2 separate regions of the Homo sapiens genome follow, and region 1 is linked to region 2. A link is a loop called in an ENCODE intact Hi-C map of the cell type or tissue named here. Cell type or tissue: endothelial cell of umbilical vein. All regions are shown on one strand. Links, peaks and the distances in the headings refer to the core of each region. The heading gives the core; the rest is flanking DNA. Region 1 has its middle 19 kb from the start of CT47B1. Region 2 has its middle 85 kb from the start of CT47B1.

Region 1 (15,852 bases), core at 3,104-11,103, 67 kb before region 2:
AAGACAAGCAATAATCAAAATCAAAGATGAACTGAAGGGGATTGAGATGAAAAAAAATTCAAAAGATCAACAAATCCGAGAGTTGGTTTTTTGAAAAAATTAATAAAATACATAGCCTACCATCTAGACTAATAAAGAAGAAAATAGAACCAATTAAACACAATTAGAAATGACAAAGGGTATACTACCCCTGGCCCCAAAGAAATACAACCATCGGAGAATATTATGAACACCTCTATACACACAAACTAGAAAATCTAGAAGAAATGGATAAATTATTGGACACATACACCCTCCACAGACTGAACCAGGAAGAAATTGAATCCTTGAATAGAACAATAATGAGCTCCAACATTGAATCAGTAATAAGTAGCCTACCGACCCCCAAAAAAACCCAGGACCAGACTGATTCACAACTTAATTCTACCAGATGTACAAAGAAGAGCTGGTGTGATTCCTACTGAAACTATTTCCAAAATTTGAGGAGAAGAGACTCCTCCCTAACTCATTCTATGAGGCCAGCATCATTCTGATACTAAAAACCTAGCAGACACAACAAAACAAGAAAACTTCAGGCCAATATTCTTGACGAACATCAACAAAATAATGGCAAACTGAACCCAGCAGCACATCAAAAACCATATCCACCATGATTGAGTAGGCTTTGTGCCTGGATGCAAGCTTGGTTTAACACACACAAATCAATAAATGTGATTCATCACATAAACAGAACTAAAGACAAGAACCACATGATTATCTCAATAGATGCAGAAATGGCTTTCAATTAAATTCAATACCCCTTCATGTTAAAAACTCTCAATAAAATAGATCTTGAAGGAAGATACATCAAAATAATAAGAGCCATATATCTCAAATCTACAGCCAATATCAGACTGAATGGGCAAAAGCTGGTGTATTCTCCTTGAAAATCAGCACAAGACAAGGATGCCCTCCCTCTCTCACCACTCCTATTCAACATAGTATTAGAAGTTCTGGCCAGAGCAATCAAGCAAGAGAAAGGAAGACACTGTGGCGATTCCTCAAGGATCTAGAACTAGAAATACCATTTGACCCAGCAATCCCATTACTGGGTATATACCCAAAGGATTATAAATCATGCTGCTATAAAGACACATGCACACGCATGTTTATTGCAGCACTATTCACAATAGCAAAGACTTGGAACCAACCCAAATGTCCATCAATGATAGACTGGATTAAGAAAATGTGGCACATATACACCATGGAATACTATGCAGCCATAAAAAAGGATGAGCTCATGTCCTTTGTAGGGACATGGATGAAGCTGGAAACCATCATTCTCAGCAAACTATCGCAAGGACAGAAAACCGAACAACACATGTTCTCACTCATAGGTGGGAATTGAACAATGAGAACACTTGGACACAGGAAGGGGAACATCACACACTGGGGCCTGTCATGGGGTGGGGGGAGCGGGGAAGGAAAGCATTTGGAGATATACCTAATGTAAATGACAAGTTAATGGGTGCAGCACACCAACATGGCACATGTATACATGTGTAACAAACCTGCACGTTGTGCACATGTACCCTAGAACTTGAAGTATAATAAATTTAAAAAAAAAGAAAGAAATGGTATCCAAAATAGGAAGAGAGAAAGCGAAACTATCCCTGTTTTCAGACAATATGATCTTTTATCTAGGAAACCCCACAGTCTCAGCCCAAAAGCCCCTTCAGTTGATAAAAACTTCAGCAAAGTCTCAGGATACAAAATTAATGTACAAAAATCACTAGAATTCCTATACACCAACAGCAGTGAAGCTGAGAGCCAAATCAGGAATGCAATCCCATTCACAACTGACACAAAGAGAATAAAATATTATACCTAGGAATACAGCTAACCAGGAAGGTGAAATCTGTACAAGGAGAACTACAAAACACTGCTCACAGAAATCAGAGATGACACAAACAGAAAAACATGCCATGCTTATGGATAGGAAAAATCAATATTGTTATAATGGCCATACTGCCCAAAGCAATGTATAGATTCAATGCTATTTCTACCAAACTACCACTGACATTCTTCACAGAACAACAAAAAACTATTTTAAAATTCATTTGGAACCAAAAAAGCCTAAATAGCCAAGGCAATCCTAAGCAAAAAGAACAGAGCTGGAGGCATCATGCTCTCCAACTCCACAGGGCTATGGTAACCAAAACAGCATGGTACTGATACAAAAACAGACACATAGACCAATGGAACAGAATAGAGAGCCCAGAAATAAGGCTGCACATCTACGACTATCAGATTTTCGACAAAACTGACAAAAAATAAGCAACGGGGAAAGCATTTCCTATTCAATAAATAGTGCTGGGAGAACTGGCTAGCCATATGCAGAAGATTGAAACTAGACCCCTTTCTGGCCGGGTGTGGTGGCTCATGCATGTAATCCCAGCACTTTGGGAGGCCAAGGCGGGTGGATCACAAAGACAGGAGATCGAGACCATCCTGGCTAACATGGTGAAACCCATCTCTACTGAAAATACAAAAAATTAGCCGGGCATGGTGGCTGGTGCCTGTAGTCCCAGCTACTCGGGAGGCTGAGGCAGGAGAATGGTGTGAACTCGGGAGGCAGAGCTACAGTGAGCGGAGATCACACCACTGCACTCCAGGCTGGGCGACAGAGCAAGACTCCATCTCAAAAAAAAAAAAAAAGGAAACTAGACCCCTTTCTTACACTGTATACAAAAATAAACTCAAGATAGACTAAATACTTAAATGTAAAACCCCAAACTATAAAAACCCTGGAAGACAACCCAGGCAATACCATTATGGATATCAGAACAGGCAAACATTTCATGACGCAGATGCCAAAAGCAATTGCAACAAAAGCAAAAATTGGCAAATGAGATCTAACTAAACTAAAGAACTTCTGCTCTGCACAGCAAAAGAAACTATCAACAGAATACACAGACAATCTACAGAATGGGAAAAAAATTTTGCAGACTGTATATCTGACAAAGGTCTAACATCCAGCATCTATAAATAACTTAAACAAATTTACAAGAAAGAAACAACCACATTAAAAAGTGGGCAAAAGACAGGAACAGACACTTTTCAAAGGAAGACATACACGTGGCCAAAAAACACAGGAAAAAGGCCAACATCACTGATCATTAAAGAAATGCACATCAAAACCACAATGAGATACCATCTCATACCTGTCAGAATGGCCATTGCTAAAAAATCAAAAAAATAGATGCTGACAAGGTTGGGGAGAAAAGGAAATGCTTATATTCTGTTGCTGGGAGTGTAAATTAGTTCAACTATTGTGAAAAGCAGTGTGGCAATTCCTCAAAGAGCTGAAAACAGAACTACCATTTCACCCAGCAATCCCTTTACTGAGTATTCACCAAAAGAAATATAAATCATTCTATTATAGAGACACATGCACATGTGTATTCATTGCAGCATTATTCACAATAGCAAAGACATGGAATCAACCTAAATACCCTTCACTGGAAGACTAGGTAGAGAAAATGTGGTACATATACACCGTGGAATACAATACAGCCATAAAAAGAATGAGATCATGTCCTTTGCAGGAAAATGGATGAAGTTGGAGGCCACTATACTTAGCAAACTAACGCAGGAACAGAAAATCAAATACTTTATGTTCTCACTTATACAGGGGAGCTAAGTGATGAGAACACATGGACACATAGAGCGGAACAACAGACACTGGAGCCTAAGAGGGTGGAGGCTGGGAAGAGGAAGAGGATCAGGAAAAATAACAAAGCGTACTAGGCTTAATACATGGGCGATGAAATAATCTGTACAATAAAACCCCACGACATGGGTTTATTAATAAACCTGCACATGTACCCTTGAACTTAAAAATTGAAAAATAAATAAAAATAAAAATAAAAAGTTATGTTTCTAATTGAGTTTATTTGGATTTTCTCTCTTCATTTCTTGGTTAGTCTCGCTAATGTTCTATCAATTTTGTTTATCTTTTCAAAGAACCAGCTTTTTGTTTCGTTTATCTTTTGTATGTTTTTGTTTCAATTTCACTTAGTTCTGCTCTGATCTTTGTTATCTCTTTTCTGCTGCTGGGTTTGGGTTTGGTTTGTTCTTGTTTCTCTAGTTCCTTGAGGTGTGACCTTAGATTGTCTATTTGTGCTCTTTCAGACTTTTTTTATGTAGGCATTTAATTCTATGAACTTTCCTCTTAGCACTGCTTTTTCTGTATCCCAGAGGTTTGGATAGGTTGTGTCACAATTATCGTTCAGTTCAAGTAATTTTTAAATTTCCATCTTGATTTCATTGTTGACCCAATGATCATTCAGGAGCAGGTTATTTAATTTCCATGTATTTGCATGGTTTGCAGCGTTTCTTTTGGAGTTGATTTCCAGTTTTATTCCATTGTGGTCTGAGAAAGTACTTGACGTAATTTTGATTTCCTTAAATTTACTGAGACTTGTTTTGTAGGCTATCATATGGTCTATCTTGGAGAATGTTCCATGTGCTGATGAACAGAATGTATATTCTGCAGTTGTTGGGCATAATGTTCTATAGGTAGCTGTTAAGCCCATTTGCTTTAGGGTATAGTGTAAGTTCACTGTTTCTTTGTTGACCTTCTGTCTTGATGACCTGTCTAGTGCTGTCGTTGGAGTATTGAAGTCCCACAATATTATTGTATTGCTATCTCATTTCTTAGGTCTAGTAGTAATTGTTTTATAAATTTGGGAGCTCCAGTGTTAAGTGCATATATATTTAGAATTGTGATATTTTCCTGTTGACTAGTCCTTTTATCATTATATAATGTCCCTCTTTGTTTCTTTTTAACTGCTGTTGCTTTAATGTTTGTTTTGTCTGATACAAGAATAGCTACTCCTGCTCACTTTTGATATCCATTTGCATGGAATATCTTTTCCCACCTTAAGTTTATGTGAGTCCTTATGTGTTAGGTGAGTCTCCTGAAGAAGGCAGCAACTTGGTTGGCGAATTCTTATCCATTCTGTTATTCTGTATCTTTTAAGTGGAGTGTTTAGTCCATTTACATTCAATGTTAGTATTGAGATGTGACGTACTATTCTATTCATCATGCTATTTGTTGCCTGAACACATTGGTTTTTTAAAGTGTGTTTTTGTTATATAAGTCCTGTGAGGTTTATGCTTTAAGGAGGTTCTATTTTGGTGTATCTTGAGGATTTATTTCAAGATTTAGAGCCCCTTTTAGCAGTTCTTGTAGTGCTGGCTTGGTAGTGGTGAATTCTCTCAGCATTTGCTTGTCTGGAAAAGACTGCATCTTTCCTTCATTTATGAGGCTTACTTTCACTGGATACAAAATTCTTCACTGATAATTGTTTTGTTTAAGGAAGCTGAATATAGAACCCCAATCACTTCTAGGTTATAGGGTTTCTGCTGAGAAATCTGCTGTTAATCTGATAGGTTTTCCTTTATATGTTACCTGATGCTTTTGCCTCACAGCTTTTAAGGTTCTTTCCTTCATCTTGACTTTAGATAACCTGATGACTATGTGCCTAGGCAATGATATTTTTACCATGAATTTCCCAGGTGTGCTTTGAGCTTCTTGTATTTGGATGTCTAGATCTCTAGCAAGGCCAGTGTTAGTTCATTTTCATGCTGCTGATAAAGACATACCTGAGACTGAGCAATTAAAAAAAAGGTGGGGGGGGGTAATGGACTTACAGTTCCATGTGGGGGGAAGCTTCACAATCATGGTGGAAGGCTAGGCAGAGCAAGCCATGTCATACATGGATGGCAGCAGGCATAGAGAGAGAACTTGTGCAGGGTAACTCTTCTTTATAAAACCATCAGATCTCATGAGACTCATTCATTAGCACAAGAACAGCATGAGAAAGACTTGCCCCCATGATTCAGTTACCTATCACCAGGTCCCTCCCACAACACCTGGGAATTCAAGATGAGATTTCGATGGGGACATAGCCGAACCATATGAGCCAGGAAAGTTTTCCTCAATTATATCCTCAAATATGTTTTCCAAACCTTTGGATTTTTCTTCTTCCTCAGAAATACCAATTATTCTTAGGTTTGGATGTTTAACGTAGTCCCAAAGTTCTTGGAGGCTTTGTTCATTTTTTAAAATTCTTTTTTCTTTGTCTTAGACAGTTTGGGTTAATTCAAAAGCCTTGTCTTCGAGTTCTGAAGTTCTTTCTTCTGCTTGTTTGATTCTATTGCTGAGACTTTCCAGTGCCTTTTGCATTTCTCTAAGTGTGTCCTTCATTTCCAGAAATTGTGACTGTTTTTTATTTATGCTCTCTATTTCACTGAAGAATTTTCCTTTCATATCCTGTATCAAGTTTTTGATTTATTTAAGGTGGAGTTCACCTTTCTCTGGTGCCTCCTTGATTAGCTTAATAATTGACCTTCTGAATTCTTTTTCTGGCAATTCAGAGATTTCATCTTGGTTTGGATCCATTGCTAGTGAGCTGAGTATGATCTTTTCAGGGAGTTAAAGAACCTTGTTTTGTCATATTACCAGAATTGTTTTTCCGGTTCCTTCTCATTTGGGTAGACTGTGTCAGATGGAAGATCTGGTATTCAAGGGCTGCTGTTCAGATTCTTTTATCCCACAGGATGCTCCCTTGATGTGGTGGTCTCACTCTTCCCATAGGAATGGGGATTCCTGAGAGCTGAACTGTAGTGATTGTCTTTCTTTTTCTGGGTCTAGCCATCCAGTGGACCTACCAGGCTCTCGGCTGGTACTGAGGAGTGTCTACAAAGAGTCCTGTGATGTTATCCATCTTCAGGTCTTGCAGCCATGGATACCAGCACCTGCTCCAGTGGAGGCAGCAGGGGAGTGAAGTAGACTCTGTGAGGTTCCTTGGTTGTGTTTTTGTTTCATGCACTGGTTTTGTGTTGGCTAGCCTTTAGCCAGGAGGTGGCGCTTTCAAGAGTGCATCAGTTGCGGTCCTACAAGGAGGATGCAAACTTGCCCTAGGGACACCTGGTTAAGTATTCAGGTTTCTCAGGTGCTGGGCGGGGCCATAGAGCTCCCAAGAGATTATGACTTTTGTCTTTGGCTACCAGGACAGGTAGAGAATGACCACCAGGTGGGGTCAGGGATTGACGTGTCTGAGCTCAGCCTCTCCTTGGGCAGGGCTTGCTGAGGCTGCTGTGGGGGATGGGAGTTGAGTTTAGTTCACAGTCCAGTGGAGTTATATTCCTAGGGGGATTATGGCTGCCTCTGCTGAGTCATACAGGTCACCAAGGAAGTGGAGGAAAGTCACAGGCCTCATCCTACTCCCTCACAGCCCGCAGTCCTAAAGGCCAGTCTCACTCCCACTGTTCCTCCCCAACAACACTGAGCCTATTTTCAGGCAGCCAGTGACCAGGACTGAGTACTTGCCCTGGACCACAAACCTCCTCATTGAGAAGGCAAGCAGACTTACAGTTTTTCAGCATCTCAGGGAGCCTGCAGCATTGATCCAGTTCCTTCAAATGGTCTGTGGATTCTCTCTCCTTTGCTGGTATGTTCCTGTGGTAGTTCTTGGAGCAAAAGTTCACAATGTGAGTCTCCACATGCTGCTCTCTCTGTCCAAGCGGGAGCTGCAAGCTAGTCCTGCCTCCTATCTGCCATGTTAATCCAACACTTATATTTTGTCTTTTTGATAATTGCTATTCTGATAGGTGTGAAGTGTTATCTCCTTGTAGTTTAATTTGCAATGAAAACCAAAAGTAAACAAATAGGATTACATCAAATTAAAAAAGCTTCTGCACAACAAAGGAAACAATTAACAGAGTGAAGAGGTCACCTAAAGACTGGACAAGAAATGTTTCAAAGCCATACATCTGGTAAGGATATATAAGAAACTCAAAACAATAGCAAGAAAACAAATAACCCAATTAAAAATGGGCAAAGGATCTGAATATACATTCCTCAAAAGAAGACATATAAATAGCCAACAAATAGATGAAAGAAATGTTCAACATCACTAATCATGAGGAAGAATATCTTGACTGTGGAGACAAAACACTGGACTAAATAATCAAAATAGTGTGTAAAGCCCTTGAAGAAGAGATAAGATGACTACTTATCTTAAAGAGACTAAATATTTACCTGCCTGTATGCAGGAGCTGTATCAGAAGATAGCTTCAGATTCTGTCAGCCTCATGACTCCATCATTTCTAATGCCCATTTTAATAGTTTGCTCCTCATGCACATGGGGTGTGTATATATCACAGAAAATCTGGGGGAAAAATAGTTGAATCCACAGGGAAGAAACACACACGCACACACAAACGAGTTTGTTTAACTGGATCTTTCACTTTTAGTCACATGGACATCATGCGAGTGCAGCATATAAATGTGTTTTGGTCAGAAAAGGACACAGAACTTACAAAAGACCAGAAAGTGTGAAGAGATATAACCACAGTATCAGGAGGAAGATAAAATTTCAACAAAATAATTATTAAAGGGGTTGTGGGGAAAGAACACTTTTTAGTCAGAATTTTCAATGCTAAGTACAAAGGTGAATGAGCACATAAAAAACCAATGCATTATGTTATGTTTTTATCCTTTGCCCACATTCTGGACACATTTAAGCCAAAAAATAACCATTTCCTTTCTTAAAGCTGTACTATATTAACATAATCTTGAGTGTGGCCCTAAAAAGGCAAACAGGTGGAGCCACATCATTGTAAAACATGACAGCCTCGACCAATTCGTCAAATTGATATCACTTCAAAAGAAAGGCAAGAATACAGGACCATCATGGGAAGCAAAGAGACCATGCTGCTGTGATTCAATAGGATTTTCATCTCCAACTTCAAAAGGCTCCATTAATCTCCTAACCATCTATCTAGGCTTTAAGGAGAAGGAAATGGAGAGTTTTGAACATGAATTTTCTGCTCCTACCTATTGCTCCCAGTGACACAGGAGACAGAAATAAACATTCTTCCAGGAGACCCGGAAGAAACTCACCCATGCCAATGGAATGGAGTGGGGAAAGGTTAGAGTTTACACTGTGACAGGAATATGAATGAGATATCTCTGAATCAAGGCTATTGGATAGTCCCTGAGCCTCTGTTTTCTGTGATGTGTGATGGCAATATTAGACTGTGTCCTCTGCATCCCATTTGTAGAATTTCTCGCCCACAAATCCAGTTGGTTTCTAAGTAATTTATATGTGTAATGTATTTGCTTGTAAAATACAAACTTGATGACTTACCTACAATTTATCACTCTTCTTTATGGTCATGCTCAGCCTAATCAGCTGACCACCCAGCAGTGTATACTATACATTTATCAAGCACTTAGCCCTGGGCCTAATGAGCACTAGGAGCTGGAAGAGCTCAGGTGAGAAACTGAAGGCCCCTGTTCACTCTACAGTTTTTGCCAATGGGCTTTTTCTATTTAGGTCTGTGACTGATTATCTAAGCAAAATGGAGTTCCAAGGTAGTAGAGCTAATTTTTGTAATATATAGTTAGAGTTTTGACCTGCTCCTGGGCAGCCATGCTTAAAATGAACACCAGTGGTCCAAAGATGTTAAGAAAGAAAAGGCAATAGTGTTGGGATTGTTCACAGTGTGATCCCAGGCCCACCTGCATCACAATCACAATCAGAGGTGAGTATTAAACCTACAGATTCCTGGGTTCCACCCCAGACCTGCTGAATCAGAACCTATAGATTGGAGCCCAGGGAGCTGAATGATAATAAGCTCCACCAAGTGACTTTGATGCTCACCAACATTCAGGAATCACTAGCTTAGTGCAAACTCATCCCCACAGCTAGGAAACAACTCGTAAGTGTGCACAGCATTCTAGCGTGGAATCTCCTCAGTGGGACCTCCAGATCTCAATCAATCAACTAAAAAGTATTTCACTGCCCAAATACATACATGATTCTCTCAGTGAACCTCGGTTTCCTTTCTCTAAAACAAAGATAATAATAGCACCTACCTCTTACAGGCTGTGGAGAAAATTAAATGATGTACATGTACAAAGCTTCACACACTGCCTAGCACATGATAAATCATTCAATACATCTTAGTAATTCTAATAAGAAAATATTCAAGTTCCTTAGTGAAACCTTTCCAGTTTGTATGTACCCACATTGTTTCATTTCCTGCCTCAACCTCCTACCTAAGAATGTATACTCCAGACAAACAAAACCAACTGGAGTTTCCTCATACACTATGCTACTTTTTTTTTTTTTTTTTTTTTTTGAGAAGGAGTCTCGCTCTGTCGCCCAGGCTGGAGTGCAGTGTCACAATCTCGGCTCACTGCTACCTCTGCCTCCTGGGTTCACGCCATTCTCCTGCCTCAGCCTCCTGAGTAGCTGGGAATATAGGCACCCGCCACCATGCCCGGCTAATTTTTTGTGTGTATTTTTAGTAGAGATGGGTTTTCACAGTGTTAGCCAAGATGGTCTCCATTTCCTGACCTTGTTATCCACCCGCCTCGACCTCCCAAAGTGCTGGGATTACAGATGTGAGCGACCGCGCCCAGTCACAATATGCTACTCTTTATCTCCACACTGTTGCTTATGCCCCTTCTTTTGCCTGGATGCAGCTCCTTCACTTAGAAAGCTCATACTTGATCTTCAAGGCCTAAATCATTGGCATATTCTCTAGGAAGCATTTATTAGACCCCTGAGCCTAAGTTAGGAGACTCTTTTCTTTGTTCTCTCAGCACTCTTTACCTCTTTATGCCTATCTTTCCCCTATTAGAGAGCAAGCTCTTTAAAGTCATGGACGATGGGTATTTTCGGTTTTTTCCCTATATGCCCTTTTTGTTGCCAGTAATTTTAAAACATTCAGAAGAGTACAGAGAATAATAAAACAATCACCCAGTTTTTTAACTTTCACAAGTAACCACTATTAACCTTTTGGCACTTTTACTTCCAGTTTTTCCACACTTAAAAATAACTTATAAAAATACCGTTTATTATTTCAGAATAGAATATTATAGGTAAAGCCAAAAGCCCCCTTGACCTCCACCCCCATGCTCTATCCCTTCACTGCTTTTCCAAAGGTAACCAAACAGTAATATGAGTTTGATGTGTAGCCTTCCAATCTTTTTGTATACATCTACAGACATAACCTATATCCATATAAAATATACAGTATTGGTTTGCACATTTTCCCAAATATCATGTGGCTGTGTACATCATTCTGCCACTTGCTTCTTTCACTCAAAAGTGTTTATGAAATATATCCATGATGATAGATATATCTAGGTAATTCACTTTAATTGCTTTCCATTATATGGATGTACCCCCATTTTAACCATTTTTGTCCCTATTGATGGACATTTAGATTGTTTCCAAGATCTTGCTATTATGAAAAATTTATCATGAAATTTATGATGAAGTGCTTTACTACATGCCTATGTGTATGCATGTGTGTTACTCTAGTAAAAAGACTTAGAAGTAAAACTGCTGGATTATAGGGTATGTGAATTTTTTTAAGAGACACTGACAAATTGCTCTACAATGTGGCTGTACTGACTTTTACTCCCATCAGCATTGTTCAAGAGTTTCATTTCCCTATCTCCTTACCAACACTTGCTATTGTCAGCCTTTTAAATTTTGCCAATATTATCAGAGAAAAGAGATATTTCATTACTGTTTTTAACCATCTTATTAACCTCTGTGTCCTCAGCTCCTAGCAAGTATTTGGCACATGTTGATTGCTTGGTAAATATTTGCTCATCTCTACTTTTGATAATGTCACATGTGGGTACCAGCTCTGGCCTGCTGATACTTCAGAACACAGCTAAGTGTCTCCTTTCAGCAAGAACCGGAGGGAGATCCCAGTTTCCTTACCTCTAAGCAAACCTGTGAGGAAAAGATAAAGTGAAAAAATGTAGGTGATACAACTTTCTTTAGCAGTTTATCATTAGCTGATATGGTTTGAATGTTTTGTTCCCTCCAAATCTCATGTTGATATGTGACCTCCAATGTTGTTGGTGGGCCTGGTGGGAGGTGTTTAGGTCATGGGAACAGGTTTCTCATGAATGGCTTAGCACCATCTTCTTGGTGATGAGTGAGTTCTTTCTCAGGTAGTTAGCATGAGGTCTGGTTGTTTAAAAAAATCTGTGACCCACCCCCTTTCTGTCTTGCTCCCTCACTTGCCATGTGATATACCTGCTCCTTCTTTGCCTTGTGCCATGACTGTAAGCTTCCTGAGGCCCTCACCAGAAATGAATGCCATCACCATGCTTCCTGTACAGCCTACAGAACTGGGAACCAAAATAAACCTCTTTCTTTATAAATTACCCAGTCTCAGGTATTCCTTTATAGCAACGTAAATGGACTAATACGTTACCTAACATGGCATTCACTAAATGATTCTTGATCTCTGGATCAATCATCTTTCACAATCAGTAAGGTTAGTGTCTAGCTCCTTCCACCTAGAAGTTAAGGACACATCAGAAAAGACAACAGGAGTGGGAAGCAGCGTGTCTGTTCCCCAGTGGCTCTGTTGCACCAGTGAAAAGGAAACAGGTAGAAGGAATGGTTTAGCTTTCTAGTGGTTGCTCCAAAGTTAATTATTATAGATACTATCTGTTCATGAAAACCTGTTTCCTTTTCCTTAGAATGGCCATGTATCTGGACCATATTTGCCAGTATCCCCTATAGTTAGTTATATTCATGTGATTAATTTTTGCCCAATGGATTATGAACCAAAGTGATATGTATCATCTCCAATCCTGCTCTCCTATATAATATTCTCCATGTTCTTTTTTTCCTTCTAGTTGACTGGAATAAAAACAGAGCCTAGAATGCCATGTTAAAGATGGCATTGCCATAAGATGAAAGGAGTTTCAGTCCCTGAATCATTATTTGAAGAAGTGATATGCCTAGCATTTACTCTAACTAATACAGTAATATCCCTAGACTGGCAAATCTTTTCAGAAACACAAATAATCCAGCATTTACTATCTCCAAGTAAGGGTAGTTCATATTTTTTTCGGACAAGAGACAGAATTGGCAACGTCACTGTTAGGGTAATTCTTAGCTAGTTTCACAACATGGAAAACAACAAAGCACAATTGTTATATCTACCAGTGCAAATGCTATACAACAACCATTTTTAAATTACCAAAAGATTTCAGGGCTGAAATAAACATCATTATTGTAGGAAAAAAAACAAACTGATCTAATCAGCCCTGGTGCCTAGTCAAGTTAAAAAAAAAATGAAAGAGGAAGACATTATTAGCAAGTCTCCAGTACAACTGGTAGGCATGAATTTAGTTTGATAGTGTCATAAGTGAACAGTACTCAATGAAAGCCTACACTGCATTTCTCAGCAGAAAGGCTTCAGGCTGCTAAAGTACCTAGAGACTCTCAGGGGATCATGGCGGATGGGATGCAGGACTAGATTGCAGCTCCAATTCGGATGGACAGAGCAGCATGTAGAGGCTCGCATCATGAGTTTTTGCTTCAGAACGACTGCAGGAACAAATCAGGAAACCTGAGAGGACCTACAGACCCCCTGAAAGAAGCAGATTGCTCCTGCAAGACCTGGGAGACAACCCAAATACTGTGAGTGCCCAAACTGAAGAGGTGGGAAAGGGAGATCATCCGCCCCCGAACACACATCCCTACTGGGGAAACTGAAGGCCTAGATTTTGACCTAGAAAAGATTTTGATCTTACCTTTAGCTGAGTCAATTCAGAGAGCTGAGCGAAATCCAGAGGTAGAGGAAGCAACAGGAAGAGCCCTGGGAGCTCACCGGGTTCCCTAGCAAGCCATTTTTGTCTGGCCTCACAGGGGCCCTTCAAGAGGGTGGCCAGAGGCACCGGGAAAAGACCACAGGGAGAAGAAAATCCCCAGCTAAACTCTGTAACAATTTGAACTGTTTGAGAAGCCTCCTGGCCAGAACTCAGGGGAGGGCATGAATCCAGTGTGCAGACTCCACAAGCAAGGAAGAAGAAAAGACACATTTGCTTTCACAGTTGGGAGGAGGGTAACCTGGGGCAAGTTCTCAGCCCTGCTTGCCCACTACCTGGAAACAGACTTGGTGCTGTTGGGCGGGGGGTGGGCACGGTGGAAGTGAGACCAGCCCTTCGGATTGTGTGGGAGCTGGTTGAGGCCTGTGACTGCTGGCTTTCCCCCACTTCCCTGACAACCTGCATGACATAGTAGAGACAGTCATAATCCTCCTAGAAACATAACTCCATTGACCTGAGAACCTCATCCCCATCCCCCACAGCAGCCACAGCAAGATCCGCCCAAGGAGAGTCTGAGCTCAGACAGCGCCTAGCACTGCCCCAACACAGCGGTCCTTCCCTACCCACCCTGGTAACTGAAGACAAAGGACATATACTCTTGGGAGTTATAGGGCCCCGCCCACCACCTGTTCCTCCCCATGCTACCACAGCTGATGCTCTCTGGAAAGCACAACCTCCTAGCAGGAGGTCAACCAGCACAAAAACAGTGCATTAAACTACCAAAGCTAAGAATCCTCACAGAGTCCATTTCACACCCCTGCCACCTCCACCAAAACAGGTGCTGGTATCCATGGCTGAGAGACCCACAGATGGTTCATATCACAGGACTCTGTGCAGACAACCCTTAGTACCATCCCAGAGCCTGGTAGACTTGCTGGGTGGCTAGACTCAGAAAAGAGAGAATAATCACTACAGCTCAGCTCTCAGAAAGCCACAACCATAGGAAAAGGGGGAGATTACTACATTAAGGGAACACCCCATGGGACAAAAGAATCTGAACAACAGCCTTTAGCCCTAAACCTTCCCTCTGACAGAGCCTGCCCAAATGAGAAGGAACCAGAAAACCAACTCTGGTAATATGACAAAACAAGGCTCTTTAACACTCCCAAAAAATCATACTAGCTCACCAGTAATGGACCCAAACCAAGAAGAAATCCCTGATTCACCTGAAAAAGAATTCAGGGGTTAGTTATTAAGCTAATCAGGGAGGCACCAGAGAAAGGCAAAGCCCAATGCAAGGAAATCCAAAAGATGATACAAGAAATGAAGGGAGAAATATTCAAGGAAATAGATAGCATAAATAAAAAACAATCAAAATTTCAGGAAACAATGGGCACACTTATAGAAAGGCAAAATGCTCTGGAAAGTCTCAGCAATAGAATTGAACAAGTAGAAGAAAGAAATCCAGAGCTCAAAGACAAGGTCTTCAAATTAACTGAATCCAACAAAGACAAAGAAAAAAGAATAAGAAAATAGGAACAAAGCCTCCGAGAAATCTGTGATTATGTTAAATGATCAAACCTAAGAATAATCAGTGTTCCTGAGGAAGAAGAGAAATCTAAAAGTTTGGAAAACATATTTGGGGGAATAATTGAGGAAAATGTCCCCAGCCTTGCTAGATACCTAGACATCCAAATACAAGAAGCACAAAGAACACCTGGGAAATTCACTGCAGAAAGATCATCTCCTATGCACATTGTCATCAGGTCACCTAAAGTTATGATGAAGGAAAGAATCTTAAGAGCTGTGAGATGACAAAAGCACCGGGTAACCTATAAAGGAAAACCTATCAGATTAACAGCAGATTTCTCAGCAGAAACCCTACAAGCTAGAAGGGATATCTTCAGCCTCCTCAAACGAAACAATCATCAGCCAAGAATTTTGTATCCAGTGGAACTAAGCTTCATATATGAAGGAAAGTCTTTTTCAGGCATGCAAATGCCAAGAGAATTTGCCACTACCAAGCTACCACTACAAGAACTGCTAAAAGGAGCTCTAAAACTTGAAAGAAATCCTGGAAACACATCAAAACAGAACCTCTTTAAAGCATAAACCTCACAGGACCTATAAAACAAAAATGCAATTCAAAGAACAAAAACCTAAAACAAAAAACCAAGGTGTACAGGCAACAAATTGCACGATGA
Region 2 (15,852 bases), core at 4,946-12,945:
ATTCTCTGTGTATATATACGGCAGTCAGTTTCTGTCTCCATACCTTTGCTGGCACTTCTGCCACATATCCCCTTACTTGTCTTCACCCCACCAAGTTCTAGTCACCCTTTAAGCCCTGCATCCTCTTGGAAGACTTTCCTAGCTTTGCCATCCTGACATTGCTTCTCCCTGCTCTTCCCCTCGAATCCCTATAGACTAAATTACACAATCTAGCATCTCATTCTGTGCAATCTGCCATCTCATTCTACGCTGTCTTGTTTTTCTCTATTTATGCCAGGTTTTCTATCTCCTCAACTGGTTCTTGAACTCATGAAGAGCAGGAATATATTTCATATTGTTTTCAAGTGCCCCACTGTATCATTATTATTATTCATATTATTATTAACAAATGTTATCAAATATTTGTTGTTTGAGTGGTATCAACATGGAGCACAAACAATCCAACAGGCATATCATAGAACCTCATTACTGCAAAACAATCATTAATGAGAAAACTACACTAATAGGGCCCATGCTGAGTGTGGTCATTGAGGTGCTATCCTAAGAGAAGGGCTGAGCTCAAGGGAAGGCTCCCCTCAGACCCATGGGCCCTGTGAAAGAACCACTTTTTATTTCCTCCAGCAGGGGAGAGAGAAAAGGAAAGGCCTGAGACCTGGGAATGTCAACTAACTGCTTGATATCATGAGAGAACTTACAGCCTACTCTAGGAAAAGCATACAATCCTGACCTCAGCCTTCTTTGGAAACAAGTACCTCAAGGCATAAGCCAGGGAAATGTCAATCTTTCTCCCTTCATCCTGGCAGCTTAGGTTCTGGTTGCCCCTCCTGGGGGAAATGCTCTGGCCCCTCCTCTGAGAACAGCTCTCTTTCTAGGCCAAACCCAAGTCACCTTTGAGAAAAGCCACCATTCAATGTGGGACTTTTAAATATCAAGAGATGCCAAACAGTGCAGAAATCAAGAACTTTCCCTTAGTCAGAGCACTTCCATGCAAGAGGAAAATATGGCTCTACCCAGTGTCATTTCCAAAATTGATAAGGGACCCATACATACATCAGCAGTGCTATTTTGACACTCCATTATGAGTCATAAAATTTCTATTCAACACCCACTTCCTGAGCCCAGGGTATTATTTATTCCAAGGAATTGGTAAGAGGTCTCAACTAAGTGCAGGATAATCTGCTTCTGAAAATCACAGTTAAGAAAAGGGCAAGTTTCTTGTCATCCTCAGAAACTAATATGCAAAAAATAAATCTGACTAAGAACATGTGGGTGGGAAGGTACACGGGAAAGAGGATTTAAGAAAAACTTCACCCATCTTACCCACTCAAAAGCTATTGCTATGCTGCGCCTTTCTTTCTTGGTTTCCTGTTTTTGCTTACAGCAGATAAAACTTGATGGCAATGATCTTAATCTTCTCTGTCAGCCTTCCAAGCTCATTATGGGGAGGGGAAGGGCAGAGATTGTTCCTGTCTTCAGGCGGGAAACCAAAGTTCAAGAAAATGGACTCCAGCAGCAGATGGAAAATGCAGATAGTTCCCAGAGGCTGCTGTGCATACATCTGGAATACCTCCAGATCTGAGACAGAGAAGGAATGCTAATAAGAAATCTAGTTGAAATGAGAACACATGGACACAGGGAGGGAAACAACACACAATGGGGCCTGTCGCGGGAGAGCAGGGTGAGGAGAGCATCAGGAAAAATAGCTAATACATATGGGGCTTAATACCTAGGTGACAGGTTGATAGGTGCAGCAAACCACCAGGGCACATATACACCTATGTAACAAACCTGCACATCCTGCACATGTACCCTGGCACTTAAAATAAAATCAAAAACAAAAAAGATATGTAACTAACCTGCACATTGTGCACATGTACCCTAAAACTTAAAGTATAATAATAATAAAATAAAATTTTTTTAAAAAAGAAATCTAATTGAATATCCGAGAGTGTTCCCTGACCTCATGAATCTGTAGGTGAAAGATGCCAACAAACTTAAAGGGGATTTTTCATTTACTTGGCTGGCCAAGGGTTTGAAATTCTAATATTAAGAATTCAGTCATTTCATTTATCCTTTCCTATATTTGTTTCTTTTTCTCTGGAGTCTTCTTAAAAGGGCAACTACTCATAGGAGGGATTATACACACTCACTAACATTTTAGTGTGATTTAATCTGTCCAATTTTTTCACTGGGTGTATATGAAGAAGAAAGGAAGAGAGAATGTATGCAAAAAAGTCATGCTTTCCTGCATCCTAAAAATGGATTCACAATCATCTCTGCCAACTCATGAACATCAGAATGGGTGTCAGAGGCTATAAAAACCTCCATTTCAGACAATGTCTTCTTTTGGTCAAGGGGCCTGAAAGCTATTGAGTCCTTATGTGTTTGGGGGACAGTTCATTTAAAAAAGTCTAATTAAGAAGTCCTCACAGTGCCACCTCCTCCCCATCCAAAACCTACCACTACACCCCTTAGCAAAGATTATCTGAGCCTCCATGGCTTTACTTGTATTCCCTCAGCCTAGAATGCTAAGTCCCTACTCATTGCCTCAGTAGTAGCTGCTCCTTTTGCCTAGAAAGCTATTCCTCCTGATCTTCACATAAATTACACACTCCTGTCTCAGACAGGCCTTTCTTATCTAACGCATGTCTGCTCTAGCACATTGACAATGTATTTTCTTTATAACCCTTGTCAGCACCTGGTTTCATCTCATCATATTTGTCTCTTACTTGTTTAATGTTTTTGCCCCTCCATACCACCAACTAGAATTTCATGAGGGCAAGAATTGTATCTATTTCATTCACAGATGAGTCTAGAAAAGTGCCTAATCCGTAAGAAACCATACATATTTGTTGAATAAATGACTGGATAGATGAATGACTGAGTCCCTACACTCCACCCCAACCATAACTGAATGCCGCATTATTATATTTTTTAAAATATTGCTCAAGAGGGCCATTCCCAGCAAGACTCACCACTAACCCATTCATTCATAGTAGAAGGAGCAAGCACCCTGGTGATTCTTCATACCAAGCTCCCCTGTTCTAAGTACTGTCTGCCTGGGTATGACTTCCAAGGGAGCAGAGCTAGAGTAAATTCTACTTACTTTCAACAGCCCCAACTGCAGTATCTAACAGAAAGAGGAAATACTACATCATAGTAGCTCACGGAAAGAGAAAATCCTACCTCATAGTACTGGTACTGACCCAATAATGCAACCATAGTGGTGTGGTGTTTTATCACAGCGCTGGTTTTGGCCTCACTGAAATTGGCCACATATGACATTCTTTCAATATGTGGTTTTATGAAATCTCCTAGTACTAAGGACATAGGCAGGAAGATCCAGGGCAGAAAGCCAGGATCCAGAGAGCCAGCAATATGTTAAAGTAAGGGCTTAGACTAGGCAATAGGTTAGTACCTAGGCAAGGAGGTTGCCAGGGATCAAGAGGCACATGTGAACTCAAGGTCAAGGCAAGAAGGTGAAAAGCTGTAGGCTTTCAGTCTTCACAGCCCAAATCCATCTGGTACTCTAAGATACTCTAAGGTACACTAAGGATTCCCTAACAAAGGGTAGGGAAAGGCCTCTGGTCAAGACATATATATATATGTGTGTGTGTGTGTGTGTGTGTATATATGTGTGTGTGTGTGTGTATGTGTGTGTATATATATGTATATATACATATATATACACACACATACACACACACACACACATACACACACACACACACACACACACACACATACAGAATCCTGAAGACCTGCAGAAACCAAATAGGACAAAGTGAGAAAAAGAAAAAAACTAGAAGTGCTAGGCTCATAGAGACCCAGATTTAGAAGCCAATTCCTGTCCTGATCAGGAAGTTTCTTAGATGTTTCTTGTGATGAAAGAACCCTGTATGAGAAAGCAAGGAAGTGAATCAGCCAAACTTGATTAGGAAGGATAAGGAACAGGGTGAACAATAAGAATAAGGGCAAATTCTATAAATAGTTTTGTTGGAAATAGGTAAGCTCTGACTCTAGAGAAGCAGGGGTGTGAGGGGGAGGTTGTCAGAAGTCTTCAGCATGTAGAAACCAAAGTTACTATCAGTCAACACGTGACTAGGTATCAAAGAAGGAATGGCATTGTAGGAAACTGGCTCTGCCATGGAATCCTGATGACCTTACCACACATCCACATAGAGCATGCAGGCAAAGGCTGAACCACAGACTGAGTCTTGGTGGAACGCATTGTGCTATTTCTGGAACATTAGAGGACTAGAAGCCTATAAGGAGCTGCTACGAGGAAGTCTCTCACTCACTTCCCTCCCTCTCCTGGAGGGGCTGCAATGAGATCGTTTCTCATCACCTGCCTGATTCTGATGAGGTATGGGGTTTTCTGCTATGCCCCCCTTAGAACATAAAACTGCTTTTATGTATAATACATAAATGTACATTTAAATTTATAAAATATAAATTTTATATAAATATAAAATACAAATAAAAGTTATAAATATAAATTTATATTATTACGTATTATGGTGAATACAAAGCTACAGAACATAAAACTGCTTGGAGGCACCCTGGAATAGGCTCCTCAGCAATGGGGTATCCCACAGTGTGCAATGCAGTCATCCAGCCTCTTTTCTTTCCATGTCATCCTTTGTAGCGTATGGGACAAGGATCACAGGGATCTGGCACTTTAAGGCTTATTCTGCTTTCAGCTGTCTATGTAAATAATAAACTGTCTAAATCTAAAAGTGGTTCATTGTATCTTTACTGGTCAGATCAGTCAAGCCTTCGCCTTGACCTTGTATTATATGTGTGAGATTGACAGGCTTTGGACAAAAAGAGAGACAACCTTTTCATTTGTAACATGATGTTTACTGTGAAGGAATTTCCTGCTGAGAAGTTTGGGCTAAAATATTCAGACATGAGTTAATCCCCCCTGAAGAAATCCTGACACAGTCCAAACCCACTACTGAAACCAAACTTAGCTCCATGCTGACACACATCTACTTTGAAGCTATTGGCCATTTGCTACAGGGGGACAGGGTATCCCAGCAATGCAGTCTCACAGGGCCCACAGCCATTGTCTCTATAGAATCACAAAAAGTCATGTCCAGCTCTCACTTCAGGCAAGTCTCCACTTTACTCGTCTCAACCCAAGGCCAACTTGCAAAGATTTATAGAAAAGATCCACTGTGTTCTCTACTACTTCAATCTTTGATCTACTGGACATTCTTACTTAAGTTTCATGATTCTCACACTGTATTGATGGCCAGCAAGATCCTTCTGTGTCCCTACAAAGGCAGGGAGCCCAGTACTGAACACACACAGAGTGGTTGGCATGTATAGCACAGTCCTGGACCTCAGGAATTTATATTCCAAGGAGAATGTCAAACTGAAACACAAAAACAAACATTTAACTATACAATATATGGTGCTATGTAATAAAAAAAAAAGTGCAAACCAGGGGTTATAGAAGTGAAGAAGAGAAGGGAGTATTTGCTTCCAACTATGGGGATTAAGGATGACATCATAGTGGATATGTCATTTGAACTGGACCTAGAAAAAGTAGATAAAATGTCAATAATCAGAGAAGAGAGGATAATTGAGCAAACAGAAACAAGCAGAAAACATAAAAAGACCCTAGAATAAAAATAATTCTAGGAACAATGGAGATTTTTTTAAATTCTAATTATTTTCTTCAGACTAGTTTGAAATGATCTTTGCATCTATGAAATATTGACAAGATAGGCTGGGCACAGTGGCTCACGCCTGTAATCCCAGCACTTTGAGAGGCCAAGGCGGGTGGATGGCCTGAGGTCCGGAGTTCGAGACCAGCCTGGCCAACATAGTGAAACCCCATCTCTACTAAAAATACAAAAAATTAGCTGGGCGTGGTGGCAGGTGTCTGTAATCCCAACTACTCAGGAGGCTGAGGCAGAAGAATTGCTTGAACCTGGGAGGTGGAGGTTGCAGTGAGCCAAGATCTCACCATTGCACTCCAGCCAGGACAACAAAAGCGAAACTCTGCCTCAAAAAAAAAATGAAATAAAATATGGACAAGATATTACAAGCAAAAAAACAGAGAACAAGAAGAACCTTTGGAATTTAAAATATAATTGCCAAAACAAGAGGGAATGGATAGTGAGTAAATGGTAAATGTAAATGAATATAAGGATAACCTAGTCATTCAAAATATTGAACAGTTAAAGGGAGGAGAGTGAGATGAGAGCAGGCCGGCAACAAGTAGAATAGTAATAACAACAAAATTAACAGCAGCAGCTATAGATTACTTTGCTCCTACAAAGTGCTAGTTGCCTTACATATAGTACTTCATTTACTAATCACAAAACACAGCAAGGTAGGTATTGCTAGTAATCAATTGTACCAAATGGTGACTATAATAAATAATAACACATCGTATACTTCAAAATTTCTAAAAGAATAGGTTTGAAATGTTTTCACCACAAAAAAAGTATATGAGGTGACTGATTTGTTAATAGGCATGATTTAATCATTTCACAATATTAACATGTATAAAAATATCACATTGTGTCCTATAAATATACAATATATACAATTGTTATTTGTTCATTTAAAATAAAACAAAAAATAATAACAAAGAAACTGAGGCTCAGAGAAATAAAGGATCTTGCCTAATGTCAGACAGGTAGCAAGTGGCTATGGTATGTTGGCCTCCAAAACTATTGCTCTTAACTACCTCACTTGCAGGAAAGCAGAGGGGAAGCATCAAGGTAAGGAAGAGGTTGAAGGTGTCAGACTAAAAGGTCCAGACCTTCAACCTCTTTATGTATGGAAACAAGGTCCTTGGCTGTGCATGGTGGCTCATGACTGTAATCCCAGCACTTTGGGAGGCTGAGGTGGGTGGATCATGAGGTCAGGAGTTCGAGACCAGCCTGACCAACATGGTGAAACCCGTTCTCTACTAAAAATACAAAAATTAGCCAGTGTGGTGGCGCGCAACTGTAATCTCAGCTATTCAGGAGGCTGAGGCAGGAGAATCGCTTGAACCTCGTAGGTGGAGGGTGCAGTGAGCCAAGATCATGCCACTGCACTCCAGCAGCCTGGGTGACAGAGTGAGACTCCATCTCAAAAAAAAAAAAAAAAAAAAAAGGGTCCTTCAGGAGTTGAGGAGGGATAAGTTCTCTGGAATGAGTTGGGAAGTGGCAAGGTGATGGAAAATCAGCCTTCTGGGAAATGGGGGAACGTTTCTTCCTCCAAGACTATGAACACTGCTGAGAGGGGACCCAGGGAGGTTGAGACACAGTGAAGCAGTAGCAGATGTGCACCAAATGCAAGAGGACCTTGAAACCAATGCCAGCTCTGCCTCCAAGAACAAGCTGCTTATGTCTGATGACTCATTTCCCAGGACAAGGCCAGTTCTTGGCCAGCAGCCACTAAGAATGCTGCAGCAGGGCACTACTCCACACTGGTAGGCGTTGTCACACCCAGACCACCTCCATTGGTCTTCAGAAAGTGTGCCCAAAGCCTAAAGCCACCTCTGACTTTATGACATTGAACTATTTCATTCCATTTGGCCAATAGAAATGCAAAAAGGATGAGAGCAAACCAAGGAGGGGAGATTGCAGTTCCAAATCATTCCACAAAAATGGTCTCTAAATGCATCTGAGCTGGCTGCTTATAAAGGGCAACACAGGCACCAAAAAAAAAAAAAAAAAAAAAAAGAAGAAGAAGAAAAAGAAAGAAGGAAAGAAAGAAAAAGAAAAGAAAACCTGACTACCCAATCCTTAAAAATTGTTCAAGAGTAAAAGCCCCACAAGTCTGAATTCCAGAAACCCAAGGCGGGTGGCCTTTTCAAAGAGCTCAGTTGATTTTATCACCATCCCTAGTCTGAATTCGCTGCACATTTCCTCCCTAATCCAGGATGCGATAAGAAACCAACATAACAAGAATTCATCTTCCCCAGGAAAAGGTGAGCATCTCTGAGTTCAACAGAGACAACTGGAACCTAATTGCATTGCCTCTTTCAAAGCCTTCCAGTAAAAGTGTAAAACGAAAGAGGACTGAAAGAGGCTGCTTAGCGCAGCTACAATGTGATCACATTTTCTTTTGAAAAATGACACACCAAGTAGCTGCCATTTTTAGAAAATGGCAATTTCATCTGAAATCAGAGCAAGTGTCACTCTGCAGCAAAAAATAAAATCCTTGTTTCAAGAGCTTTGGAACCTGGTCCCCAAACAGCAGTATTTCCTGGCTATATTTGATTAATATTACACAAAGGGTAGGATGAAGGGAAGGTGGGTCTGGAAAAGGAAAAGCACCTTTGTGAAGAAAAACAAGTATGTGGCCTTCAGGGAGCTAAGCACATGTTTAATTTTGTGTTTTAAACTTCTCAGCAGACTGCAGATCTATAAAGGGAATCACTGAAAGTGAAGATAACGACGACTTACCCAAAGCATCATGCTGTTTTCCGCAAGACAGGGCGAGAAGTGAGAAAGCAAAATCTTTGCTTCAGTTACACAAACTCCCTCTCCTTTGCAGAGAAACTTGCTAGCTGAAATGGAGCCAGATGCTAATACGGGAGCCTCAGCAAACAGCTATGTGCTTGTCAAACACTGACATCTACTGGTCAGTTCTGAAATGGCTTCTTTTTTATTTCTGAAAGACCAGTCAACTAGACAAAAATAAATTCCCTTGTGCTTTTTATTGGAGGCTTTTTCTTCTTTGGCCCTTTGAAAATTCTTAACCCGTAATTTAAGTTTTACCTCTGTAAAATATACAGAGTTATTTAATTTATATTTTGATTCTTTAAGTTATAAGATTGTTATTAAATAGGGCATGAGAAAAAACGCAGAATATCTAATCAGAATTTGTTGAGTATAATAATCATTTCTTATATCCATAAAACACTAATGAGTTTCCAAAGCATGACCAGGTATATTATCTCATTAGGTATTCAACAACCCTGTGAAATGGGATGATCAAGACCATCCTATTTTACAGAAAGGACACAAAGGCCCAGAAAAATCTAGCTAATAAATCCAAGGTCATAAAGAAAGTCACAGGTGATGCTAGTTCTAGAACCAAGGTTTTCCAACTTATAGGCCAGGACTTTAATCATTGAGGCATTTATCTCCACATTTCCCCTTGTGGAAACAAATAAATTACTCTCAGCTGGTGAGTATAGAGGGAAAAGGCAAATGGGGACACGCAAACACACACCCTCTTTCTTTTGCTTTGTACTATTAAAGTCCCGACATGAACTAATGAGCAGAGGGAGAAAGCTGCTGTGGATGAGAGCTACACTCCATTTTAGTACTTCAAGAAAGATTTGGTCAAAGCTGATTAACCCATTGGGCATCATAAACCTTTCTGTCCAGCATACCAGAATCAGCCACCACAATGAAGTATGAAAATTGATCCTTAAAAAATGCACTGAAATGTCATTCAGAGAGATTGAGGGCCAGTTACTTAATGCCCAGATGTATTCACCCTCCCCCAACCAGGGCACACAGTTGCTTCCTGATAATGCTTACAAGCTTCCTAATTATTATCAAAATTAAAGGTACATAGGGAACCTTGAAACATGGGAGGCATACCTGAGAGCAAGGTGGGTAGATCATTAACGAAATTTCTCTCTTCTGTGGACAACTTACCAAAGGCATCAGAATTTTAAACTGGGACCTTTTTTTCCCCCGGAAGAATTAGCTGGGTTTCTAAAACAAAAATCAAACCATGGAGGTTGAAACACAAGTGAGTACTTCATAAATATTCCCTGGAATGAAAATATTGCCAGGAGATTTCTGAAGAGGGCATGGAGCATCTGCCTTAGAGGGCCACTGCTAAACTTGTCCTGTTGCCACTTTGCTAAGGAAAGGAGGAGCTTAAGAATGTTGTGGGGTTGAGGTGGTAGGGAGTTAAGAAAGACCAGCAAACTAGACAGCTGAGTAACACAAATCAACTCTCGGGGTTTAAATAGCCCTGTCCTGAAGCATCTTCATGTCTAGAAAACCAATGTATCAACTTCTACCATTAATGTCCCTTTTAAAAGGGAATAATGTGGGTTGTCATATCAATGCTTTTTTTCCCACTCCTAGGGATCCTGTCCCAACTCAGAGCCCTGACTTGACTTCTCTTCCCTACAAGACCTTTCTTTTAATAACAATAACAATAACAACAATAGTAACAACTGAGGCTAATTTACAGCAGGCACTATTTGAAGGGCTTCACATATATGAACTCATTAGTCCTCACAACAACCCTACCAGGTTGTTACTATTATCTCCACTTTATAGATATGTAAATTAAGTCACAGAGATTAAATAATTTAACCAGGATTTCACAGCTTCTAAGTGATGGTGCTAGAGTTTAAACCCAGGTCTGTCCAATTTCAGTGCCCCCTCACTTAACCTCTATATCAGTGGTTTTCTTTTATTATTATTATTATTATTATTATTATTATTATACTTTAAGTTTTAGGGTACGTGTGCACAACGTGTAGGTTTGTTACATATGTATACATGTGCCATGTTCTCACTCATAGGTGGGAATTGAACAATGAGAACACATGGACACAGGAAGGGGAACATATATCAGCGGTTTTCAAAGTGCAGTTCCTGGACCAGCACCATTAGCATCACCTGGGAACAAAATTCTCAGCCCTCTCTCCCCACAACCTGCCCCCAACAGACCTACTGAAACAAAAACTCTGAAGTTTGGTTGTTTTAACTTTACTTTTACAAGACACACAGGTGATTCTGATGTACATGACAGTTGTGGGACTCACGCGCTACATGATACCGCCTATCTCTAAAGGGTAGTTGGGGATATAGAACCTTCAGCCCACAAAGAGTCCAGTCAGGATATTGCTTGATATCTTGCCATTTGCCATCTTATGATAAAACTGGAGCACGAGATGGTAATTCCATTTGATTGTGGGCCTAGGTTAATCATAGATGTTTGAGTATCATACCTTTTTCGTAGGAAAATTCCACATGCAGATCAGTAACAGTAGATCCATTTTTCAAATGCGGAAATCAAAGCCATTTAAGTCATTGGAGAATTGGGTTTCGAAAACCTCATTTAGTCCATTTTCCCTCCTCCAGAAAAGTAAACATAACCAATTTGAGGGCAGCAGGTAATTATCTCCATAAAAATTTTTAAAGTATCTAGAGACGGAATAAGAAAATAACTTTTGAGACTTGGACTGCAGAGTTGTAGTCTTTCAACCCAGGCGTCATCTGATCTCCTTTATTTTCTTTCTTCCCCAGTGCCATTCTTCTATAGTCTTTTTACCAGAAGGACCCAACTTGGCATTTTCCAAAGTGTGTATGTGTGTGTGTGTGCACCACACACGTGCACTGTAAGACTTTAATCCCCTGAGATGCTTGCAAGAAAAGGGTTACAGAGTCAAATCAAATTAAAATTAAATTAGCCTGTAAAGGCTGGGCACGGTGGCTCACACCTGTAATCCCAGCACTTTGGGAGGCCGAAGTGGGTGGATCACCTGAGGTTAGGAGTTCGAGACCAGCCTGGCCAACATGGCGAAACCCTGTCTCTACTAAAAATACAAAAAAATTAGCCGGGCGTAGTGGCGCTTGCCTGTAACCCCAGCTACTCTGTAGTCTGAGGCAGGAGAATCACTTGAACCTGGGAAGCAGAGGTTGCAGTGAGCTGAGCTTGCGCCACTGCACTCCAGACTGGGTGACAGAGACTCCGTCTCAAAAAACAAAAAAAAAAACAGCTTGTATTTATCGAGCATTTCCTAAAAGCCAAGTACTCTTTTAAGCAGTTTGAATATATTAAAACCACTCTGATGTAAATATTACCATTATCCCCATTTGACAGATAAGGACACCTGGAGCACAAAAAGATAAAACAGACTTTTCCAAGGTCCTATAAGGAGCAAGCGAAATATCCTAGCTGGGTTCTAAACCCAGAAAGTCTGCTATCAGAGGCCCCCACTCATAACACCACGGTTTACTGCCTCTTTTTGAGAAATTCTGCAGATTTCATCTATGATTTTCCTCTATCAGAAAAAATCTCCATATACATTAGCCCATTTGGAAGTCCTGCAGTAGAGAAATGTGCTTATATTTTATAACCCAATGTCTCCCAAACTTACTTGATCAGGGAATCCTGTTTTGTAACACCTGTTAAGCTCTCCAGAACAAAAGATCTTAAAAACACACTTTAGAAAAACCTAATTTGGCCTGAGGAGGACCACTCTTTTGCCCAATCTGTAAGTCATTGTGAGAAGACAGATGGAATAATGGAGAAAAAAAGTATGTGCATGTATATGCATGCGTGTGTGTATCTTAGAACAGTGCCAAAAACGGAATAAGTGCTATGTAAGTGTTTACTCTTGTTGTTGCTGGTAATGGTGGTGGTTGTGGTGGTGTCATTCTTAACACATATCTAATGCCTTTACTACATCTTTGGCTAATCTCGAAGGACAAGAAAGACAATTATATCATCATGAGGGAAAGAAGCTTATTTTATTTCTCTTAGAGTACACAAATGCAATTGGTATCACTGACAGCAAAGGCATCATGCCACCATCTCAGCCTTTGCATGGGCAACACTTAGTAAGAGGGAAACACAGCATACCACCCACTGTAATACAAATGCCTCTGTCTCTGTGCATATTGTTAATATTGGGCAGCTTCCTCCATCCCCGCCCCACTTCTTGGAAGCTCGAAAGTGCTTACCACCTTTATCCAATTTATTCTGGAAGTTTTGGACTATTTGCTTGAGTTACTCCAGTCAGATGGAGATTTGGCATGACATTCAGAAACCTTTCTTTCAAATCTCTGTGCTTCCAGGAATGCTGCTTGATAGCACCGAATATTGAACTCGTAGCGTGTTGGAGCAGGAGGCAGGTATGAGGAAGAAGGCAGAATTCCACGTGTGACAATTAGAAACCTCTCATACTGAAGAACAGGAGCTGGAAGGGCCCCAGGCTATCTATACTGTGATCAATCTGGCCACTCATGTCAGGTTACTATCATAATCATAATCAATAATTCCCCAAACCATATGAAGCTACAGGTAAAAGTGGGATATTAATGATCATAAACAGCATTTTCTCTGGTTTTCCCCCAAATCTATCATTACAGTATCTCTAGGTTCTCCACTTATTTCTCATAACCCCCATGGGTTGTCTCAAGTCTACCCATAAAGAAGCCTTCTCCACTTTACGGACTTCCTAGACCTTTGCTACCTATACCAAACCACAGGCACCTCATCGCTGCTACCAGTGCCTACCATGAAAGATGACAGCATTAATGTTTGTACCAAGGATACTGCTTAGTTCCCAAAGTCTCCAAGGCCACATCAAGCCACTGATGCTGCCTTGTACTGCTCTTTAAACAATATGGCACAAGGTGCTACTGCTGTGCCAATTACTAGAGACTGGGTAGCATCTGCAGCTCTGTGCTGCCCCTGGCATCACTGATGTGCTAACGCCTTCCAAGTGCCAAAGCTGAGTTCTGCTCCCTAGAAACCCCATGTGCCACAGTTGGCTATGTTCTGAGCTAACTCTCAATTAGGTAGGCATAAAAGCGGTGCTGCCTTATCTTTCTTCCAATATCCCACAGAGATCTTTAGAGAAACTACTGTTTTTTTCTGTTTGTGTTTTATTTTTACTTTCAACACCTCTTTACCTAAGATTTAGACATAAATTCCTGGGAAACTAGATCGATGGGTAAATCTTAATGGTGGGCAATAGACTATGCTCAGATTTACCCCAACTCTCCAACAACTAAGCCCATTTTATTGGACTGAGCATGTCCAATAGCATGTCTATTAGGGTATGTGACTCCCTTTCTTTCTTTCTTTCTTTCTTTCTTTCTTTCTTTTTTAAGATGGAGTCTCGCTGTTGCCAGGATGGAGTGCAGTGGCAGGATCTTGGCTCACTGCAACCTCCGCCTCCCTGGTTCAAGCGATTCTCCTGCATCAGGCTCCCGAGTAGCTGAGACTACAGGCACGCGCCACCACCCCCAGCTAATTTTTGTATTTTTAGTGGAGACGGGGTTTCACCATGTTGGCCAGGATAGTCTCCACCTCCTGACCCCGTGATCCACCCACCTCGGCCTCCCAAAGTGCTGGGATTACAGGCGTGAGCCACCACCCCCGGCCTGTGGCTCTCTTTCTAAGACACTCCTTATAGCCCATGAGGAAGTAGGATGAGGTGTCTCTTTACAGCACATCCAAAGATATCTGAATCCTAGTGGAAAACCTAGACTTGTCGCTTACTAGGCTGTCTTCTACAAGAGACTTTATTTCCAGCATGTCAGTTTTGCAAACCAATCTAAAAGACTGCAGGAAGATGCACTGGACTAGACAGCAAACAATCAGAATCCAAATTCCAGTTCTATCATTTATCAGCCATGTGATCCCTGGGCAGGCCATTTAACCTCCATCTACTGGGATAATAACTCCTGTGCCTACCTCAGGTTTGTCTATTCAAGAAGTATGTATTAAGCTTCTTTCTAAAGATAAAAGGCACAATTCTGGGTCTGTTGGAGATAAAATGAATAGTCACAGATTTTGCTAGCTAACATCATACAAACTAATGATAATATTTTTAAGAAAGTATTAGTTGAATACATAGTAGTTGCCCTGCACTTTACATGTTATCTCTTACCTCACAGAAACCCTATAAGATGTGCATGATTAAGCCCACCTTACAAATGCAGAAAACAAAAGTTTAATGAGGATCACAGATTTGTTCAAGTCACACATCTAGGAAGTGGTGGACCTGGGATTCAAATTCAGGTTTGTCCGAAGCCAGAGTATGATTTTTCCACTAGACCATACAGCCTCATGTATAAATAGCTATAATATGAGGTAGAAATGTATTCATTTCATAGGGCATAGATGAAGTGCCATAGAATCAAATGAGATGCATATGAAAGTGTTTTTATAAACAGTCAAGCTGACACAGTTATAAGGTGTTTCTGTTATTGTCATTAGGGTAAGTGCTCTATAAAATATGCTGGCTATAAAATTCCATCTGTAAATAGGAGTTAACCAAGTCTTGTAGAGATAATAAGAAAGGAGTATTTAATTTCAGCTGCAACAGATCATTGGAAGGCAACTGGTGCCTCATATTTGATCACTCTTCTAAATATTATTGCCCAGCATCTGTATATGGGCATGGGCAACCTATGTGAATGGATCAGAGCCCCCAGAGGTCAATGGTACGATCTGAGCAGAATGAAAATTAGTTCAGCACGTTGCAGCACACTAGACAGGCCTCCTGAGAAGACATATTTGGATGGGCTATTAAAGTCACTTGGTGAAGCAGGGCCTTGCTCAAAATGTGTGGACTACTGTGATCACTATGAGCAAGACCATGTACCCCAGCAGGATATGAAGAGCTGGCTTTTCAATGCAAACTGACACAGGGTCTCTTTATTGTGAGTTCAAGATCTAATAATCACAGCTTACATTTACTGAGCAGCTACTGTGTGCCAAGCACGGAGCTAAGCACAGTTAGAGTACATCTGAAGTCATCATATTGTGATAAAAGCTCATTGTATTTACCTGATTTAAGAACATGAGTTTTGAAGTAATACAATCCATTATCCATTCTAATTTGGACAAGTTAATTAACCTCTCTCTGAGACTCAGTTTCCTAATCTGTTAAGTTAAATAAGTTAATAAGTTTAATATAGTAAAACAATTAATACTATACCTATCACATATAAAATTTTCAATAAATGATAAACAATGTTGTTGCTGCTGTTATTATTATTATACTTTTCTGTTGAAAGTCTAGAAGGTGGCATTCTTTTGACTTCTAGGAAATGGTACTATAAAGTTCATTCTAGGCATAATGGTTACTATTGCATAACAAATTACTCCAAAATATAGCAG

What was found. Peaks named below come from ENCODE experiments on the same cell type or tissue, not always from the same donor. Only the 100,000 strongest peaks of a DNase experiment are listed, where the experiment ranks them.
Region 1: a loop joins it to region 2, with 9 times the contacts of the local background. A loop is called at or near these places in 4 of 110 quality-filtered maps.

What each region holds. Positions count from the first base shown.
Region 1 is chrX:120,848,610-120,864,461 of GRCh38, reverse strand. No RefSeq gene overlaps it. Among named protein-coding and RNA genes, the nearest start is that of CT47B1, 19 kb to the left of the region's middle. In endothelial cell of umbilical vein, for the core only: a CTCF peak has its summit at 6,913 (motif pointing right); no DNase peak of the experiment used is centred there.
Region 2 is chrX:120,782,955-120,798,806 of GRCh38, reverse strand. No RefSeq gene overlaps it. Among named protein-coding and RNA genes, the nearest start is that of CT47B1, 85 kb to the left of the region's middle. In endothelial cell of umbilical vein, for the core only: a CTCF peak has its summit at 8,593 (motif pointing left); DNase peaks (open chromatin) are centred at 7,386 and 8,546; H3K27ac peaks cover 1,940 bases.